Regions from separate parts of the Homo sapiens genome. Here region 1 is linked to region 2. The links are chromatin loops, found by intact Hi-C in ENCODE. Cell type or tissue: Caco-2. All regions are shown on one strand. Each heading gives the region's core, and the rest is flanking DNA. Links, peaks and the distances in the headings are about the cores only. Region 1 has its middle 8.8 kb from the start of INPP1. Region 2 overlaps NEMP2 (nuclear envelope integral membrane protein 2).

Region 1 (2,925 bases), core at 132-2,631, 180 kb before region 2:
CAGAAGTAACTAATAACTGCATTTGTTGCTATTTCCAAGATAAAATTTAACCGCATATGTCAAGTAATATATGGTTGACCCTTGAACAACATGGATTTGAACTGCGTGGGTCCACTTACAAGTGGAGTTTTTGCAACCAAACACAGATCAAAAATACAATATTTGAGGGATGTGAAACCCGCCTATAAAGAGGGCTGAATTTTTGTACACACGGGTTCTGCTGAGTCAGCTGCTGGGCTTTAGGATGCTCGGATTTTGGTATCCACAGTGGGAGGAGTGTTGGAGATCCCGGAACCAAGCATCCCGTGGATATCAAGGGACGACTATATTTAACCTTTCTTCATAACCTTGTGGAAAGAGTAAAAGAAGGAAAAAATGTGTATGAGGGAGTAGGGGGGTAGGGGGAATGTTAGGAAGAAAGAAACTATGTGAACTAAGTTCAAAAATAACCGTGTGTGTTCTTTCTGATTTTCCAGTGTTTTCTTTCCATTTATAACAGTTCATTTGTGGAAACTCTAGATTAATCACAATAAGCAAACATTTCACTGTTGGCACATTCTATTACAAGACTTGTGAAAAGCATTTAGGATCAAATACTCAATACGTATGAAGGGATTTGAAAGTTAAAATTGTTTTTAAGTTGTGAGGTGTTAGGAGTAACAGTACAATCCCATTTTCCCAAATATATTTAAAATGTCTCTACAGTGTTAACTAAATGACACACCTTATATCACAGAAGGAAATTACTTAACAAATTCATAAGACAGTATAATCAGCATATGAGAAATCTACCTCTTCTTGTCTCCTCTTGCCTTTCCAGTCTCTTGTTGGCTTAAGTTTTTACCAGAATGATTTGGTAATATCAGGTGTGGAAGAGATAGAATGGGTGCGGTTTAGGAAAATAATTTGATTCTGTGTATTGGACATTTTAAAGAAGGCTCTTAAGGCTCAATTTTTAATGCTTAAGAAATTAAATGACTTTTAAATGCACTATTCCCTATGAAATTAAATACATACTCATACTTGCCACAAAATATCAAAAGATAGACTGCCAAAATATTCCAAAAATAAAGGTAGGCAAACTTGTTCGAAAGCAAAATACACAAAATGGGGTAAGCAATCAGGATGTAAATATTCAACATAGCAAAGTATGCAATAAAATCATTTTACAAACTAAAATGTATCAGGGAGGATCCAAGAATAAGTTGATTTTAGAGTGGTCTGTGGAAAACTAAAATAAACAAGAAAATATCTAGGGAAGTTTAAGAATGGGAGGAAATGAGTCATTGATAACATGCTTGCTCCAGAGGATAACCTTTGTACCAAACGGCAGAGAACTGACATCTAATCAGCAGAGGTTGGCCTTGGCAGTTTATGAAGGAACGTCCAGAGGGAGCACAGGAAAGGCAGTCCAATGATCCTTCCCTGAATTTTTTACTCTTCGATGTCAGGCTTTAATTCCCTTGAGATGGGGGAATTCAAATCCTAAGGATTCGTAAACTCCAAGGCTTTGGCATTTACTATATTTAACATCTGCGAATTTAGTAAACAACACTTCTGTGGAAAGGTAAGGGAAAAAAAAGATAATTTCCATTTTATGAAGTTTAACGTATATGCAGTTTGTGTGTGTATGCATATGTGTGTGTGGATAGAGTGTGGTAAAATAAAGATTAAAAACTCAAGGCCCAATGAAAGCTTTTAGAGAGATGCCTATATTCCCATGCCTTCATGACTGTAAATATATCCGCTATGACATACACTAGAAATTTATCCTTTGCTTTTCATATCTTATCTACTTGTATCACTCAGGACCACATTCTACTCCCACTAGTTTACATAGGTTAGTAACCTTGCACCGTACCTTAAAAACACTCAGAGTTTTAAATGTTCTATCACAAATGTTAAGGATTCCTTCCCTGAATCATAAATGTGCTTTGCTTTCATTATACAATCTTTTCTAAGGCAGGTATTAATGATTTATATTAGTTAATGATTTAAAAGGAACACAAAAATAAGATTGTGCAACATGGAGTTAGGAATCTCTTACAACTTTATCAGTTCAAGTCTGGTCCTTGTTGTGAGTCAACCACATTTTTAAACTACCTAATAGCCTATGGTCAAGTCATTTTTACATATGCCTAACAAAAGAGATATAGGTGACAAGTGCTGTAAAACTATTTTTTTTTTTTTTGAGACAGGACTTCACTCTGTTGCCCAGGCTGGAGTGCAGTGGCACAATTTCGGCTCACTGCAACCTCTGCCTCCTGAGTTCAAGAGATTCTCCCACCTCAGCCTCCCAAGTAGCTGGGACTACAGGCACATAACACCACACCTGGCTAATTTTTGTATTTTTTGTAGAAATTGGGTTTCACCATGTTGGCCAGGCTGGTTGGTCTCGAACTCCTAACCTCAAGGGATCCACCTGCCTTGGCCTCCCAAAGCGTTGGGATTACAGGTGTGAGCCACCACACCCGGCCTGCAAAACTTATTATAGTCCAGTGAACTACAGTCAACACCAATTTCAAGTTTCCAGTAGCTGATTTCAAGTTATGAGGTGGAGCAATGGCAAGCCCCACAGTGCTGATCCGTGTGACAATTGGTAACTTCAATTCTAGTTTGATGTGATTGACATGACTGAGGAAAGGATATGACTGAGTCCAGAAGGGTTGAGAGTTGCCTACTGACATTGCTACCATTCACCTTCCTTATTCTAGAGGTCTTGGCTAATGTGTCATTAAAAAACGTATTTCAAAGGAATACTTCATGACAATGAAGTGCTCATATGTGGTGATTAGACAACAGCTTACAAAACAATATGTTTAGTAATATTTGCAAAAACAATACATACGTACACACAGAGAGATGACTGGAAAGTTATACCCTGAAATGTTACAACTGTAGTACATAGAGTAGGTTTTATTTCCT
Region 2 (2,925 bases), core at 101-2,600:
GGCCAAGGCAGGCAGATCACGAGGTCAGGAGTTAGAGACCAGCCTGACCAACATGGTGAAACCCCATCTCTACTGAAAATACAAAAATTAGCCGGGCATGGTGGCGCCCGCGCCTTGTAATCCCAGCTACTCAAGTGGCTGAGGCAGGAGAATTGCTTGAACCTGGCAGGCGGAGGTTGCAATGAGCTGAGATTGCACCATTGCACTCCAGCCTGGGTGACAGAGCAAGACTCCATCTAAAACAAAACAAAACAAAAAAGATTTTCCCCACCAATAGGGTGAGAAGCAGGTCACACATCCTATTCCACCTTCCCTTCGCATAGGGAAGTTATCTTTATAGCCTTCCCTATAAAACATCAGATAAATATTTATTCTGACATCAGCAGTTCTACTGTGCAAAGTCACAGTACTGAGAAAAGGGACCTCTGACAACTTCCACATCATCTGTTATCCAGGGAAACAGTCTATTTCTACCCTGAAGTGCCTGTACCAAACCATCATATTATTTTTTAAATCATTCTGAACTAAACTATGGTCCGAGCAGCAGAGCGGGACTTACTTGCTAGGAGTGTGGAGTCTGGAGACGACCAGCCATGAGGGAAAGTCGGGTTTTCGGCAGGCCCGGCGTAGCTCCTCCAGAGCACTGTTCGTTTCAGCATCAGCTTGCTCCCTGTACTCGTCTTCCGTAAGATATTTCACCACCAGCTCTTTTGATGTAAACCACTGCTCCATTTTCCTAAAACATGGCATGTGGTTGCAGGATTACTTCCTAATTCAATCCTTAAGATTTACAAAAATAGGCCAGGCTCGGTGGCTCACGCCTGTAATCCAGCATTTTGGGAGGCCTGGGGAGGCGGATCACGAGGTCAGGAGATTGAGACGGTCCTGGCTAACAAGGTGAAACACTGTCTCTACTAAAAATATAAAAAATTAGCTGAGCATGGTGGTGGTCGCCTGTAGTCCCAGCTACTTGGGAGGCTGAGGCAGGAGAATGGCGTGAACCTGGGAGGCAGAGGTTGCAGTAAGCCGAGATCGCGCCACTGCACTCCAGCCTGGGCGACAGAGGGAGACTCCGTCTCAAAAAAAAAAAAAAAAGATTTACAAAAATACATTTCTTAGATGGTAACAGTAATAATACTTCTTAACTTCCTCTATATCATATCTATACTTTTTTATTGCTGTTATCATGACTGAGGTATAGAGAACATGTAGTTTGGGCCTAATAGTGTATTTCCCCATTTCCTGGACTATCATAAATAATGTCCTAAGGTATTTGAGAATCAATTTCTGATACAGATGTTAATTGTATTTTTCTTCCTCGGTGATTTCTAATCACAGAGGCAATTAAAAGCTTGTTTTGTTTTGTTTTTTTATGCTTGGCCTGTTGATTTTCTTGGGCACTAATAGAAGCAAGCTTTTGAGATGTCCTTTTATGCAGACCCTCTAGAACACTGACCATTTACTCTCCACACCAAGAACCTGGGAGGATTTGTGGGATATCACTTCCACCTAGTGGTGGTGATTCTAATCCTAGAGAGAAAGAGCAAATATTGTACAAAATTTATAGTAATTTTTCCTGTATTACATGACGAGTGGATCATGATTAGAACTTTCTTTTTCCAACCAAGAAAATCCTAAATCTCATAAAATGTAGGAATCTAAAAATTTAGGAATCTAAGACTCTCATAAAAATAGTAACAATAATAAGGTTTTTAAAACATTTGTTTTATTTATTTTTTAAATTAAATTTAATTTTTTTTTTTTTTTTTTTGAGCCAGAGTCTCGCTCTGTTGCCCAGGCTGGAGTGCCGTGGCACAATCTCAGCTCACTGCAATGTCCACCTCTGGGATTCAAGCAATTCTCCTGCCTCACCCTCCTGAGTAGCTGGGATTACAGACGCACGCCACCACGCCCGGCTAATTTGTGTATTTTTTAGTAGAGATGGGGTTTCACCATGTTGGTCAGGCTGGTCTCAAACTCTTGACCTCATGATCCATCCACCTCAGCCTCCCAAACTGCTGGGATTACAGGCATGAGCCACTGCGCCCGGCCTAAAACATTTGTTTTATTTATAATGAGTTTTTAAAAATATTTTGAGGTGGTTTTAAATTTAACCAGAGATTTTGAAATATAAATGAGCATCAGAATTATTAGGATATATTTATATAATATATATTTAAGTATATATATATTTTTTCTTGAGGGTTAGGATTGATAAATCTATTATCTTTTAAAGATCTTATAGTTGATGAGCTAGATCAAGGAAACAGTGATATAATCTCCTTCTGCTTTTCTGAATACCTGTGCATGGTTTCCCTGAAGGAAAAACCCTGGATGCTAAGCCAGAAGACCTGGACATAGTCCTGGCTTTGAGATTTATTCACTATATGAACTTGGGGAATTCCTTAACAGTTCAGAGCCTCACTTTGCTCATATGAAAAAAATTAAAATGAAAGCAATAATATCTCCCTCATCTACTTCATAGGTCACTGTACAGGTTAAATGAGATATTTTGTGTAGGGTTCTTAGCACTGTAAGTGGCCTATAGTAGGTGTTCAATAAGGATAATCAAAAGAGTAGTTACCATATACTATTAAAATATAAGTAAACAGCTCTTTGCAACTAGAAAGTACTATACAAAATAAAGGTATTATTTCTCTGGTGTGTTATTTAACCTATAAGTTCCTGTTTCATCCCCTAATTCTTTATATAATTATTCACTAGCAAAATTTTAAGTTGAGGAAGTTATAGTACATTTTGATTATTATAGAACACAGCTAGTGCACAAAAGAACCATTGTGCAGAACACACTCTGCTCTTGGCAGGGAGCTGGATGGTTAAAGGGAAGGAAGAAGGAACTCTATCCTGAGTTCCTCAGGCCACAAGCCTGGCAAAGGGCCAGGGACCTGGAAGATGTTGGGGGAC

Evidence for each region. Hi-C counts contacts between places; a loop is a spot of excess contacts. Peaks named below come from ENCODE experiments on the same cell type or tissue, not always from the same donor. Only the 100,000 strongest peaks of a DNase experiment are listed, where the experiment ranks them.
Region 1: it touches region 2 in a loop (6-fold over the local background); 21 of 110 quality-filtered maps call a loop at or near these places.

Annotation. Positions count from the first base shown.
Region 1 is chr2:190,333,334-190,336,258 of GRCh38, forward strand. No RefSeq gene overlaps it. Among named protein-coding and RNA genes, the nearest start is that of INPP1, 8.8 kb to the right of the region's middle. In Caco-2, for the core only: no CTCF peak of the experiment used is centred there; a DNase peak (open chromatin) is centred at 1,368; H3K4me3 peaks cover 263 bases.
Region 2 is chr2:190,509,802-190,512,726 of GRCh38, forward strand. It overlaps NEMP2 (nuclear envelope integral membrane protein 2), which reads right to left. Exons shown (of 9, transcript NM_001142645.2): 8 at 560-736. Among named protein-coding and RNA genes, the nearest start is that of NEMP2, 23 kb to the right of the region's middle. In Caco-2, for the core only: a CTCF peak has its summit at 1,471 (motif pointing left); no DNase peak of the experiment used is centred there.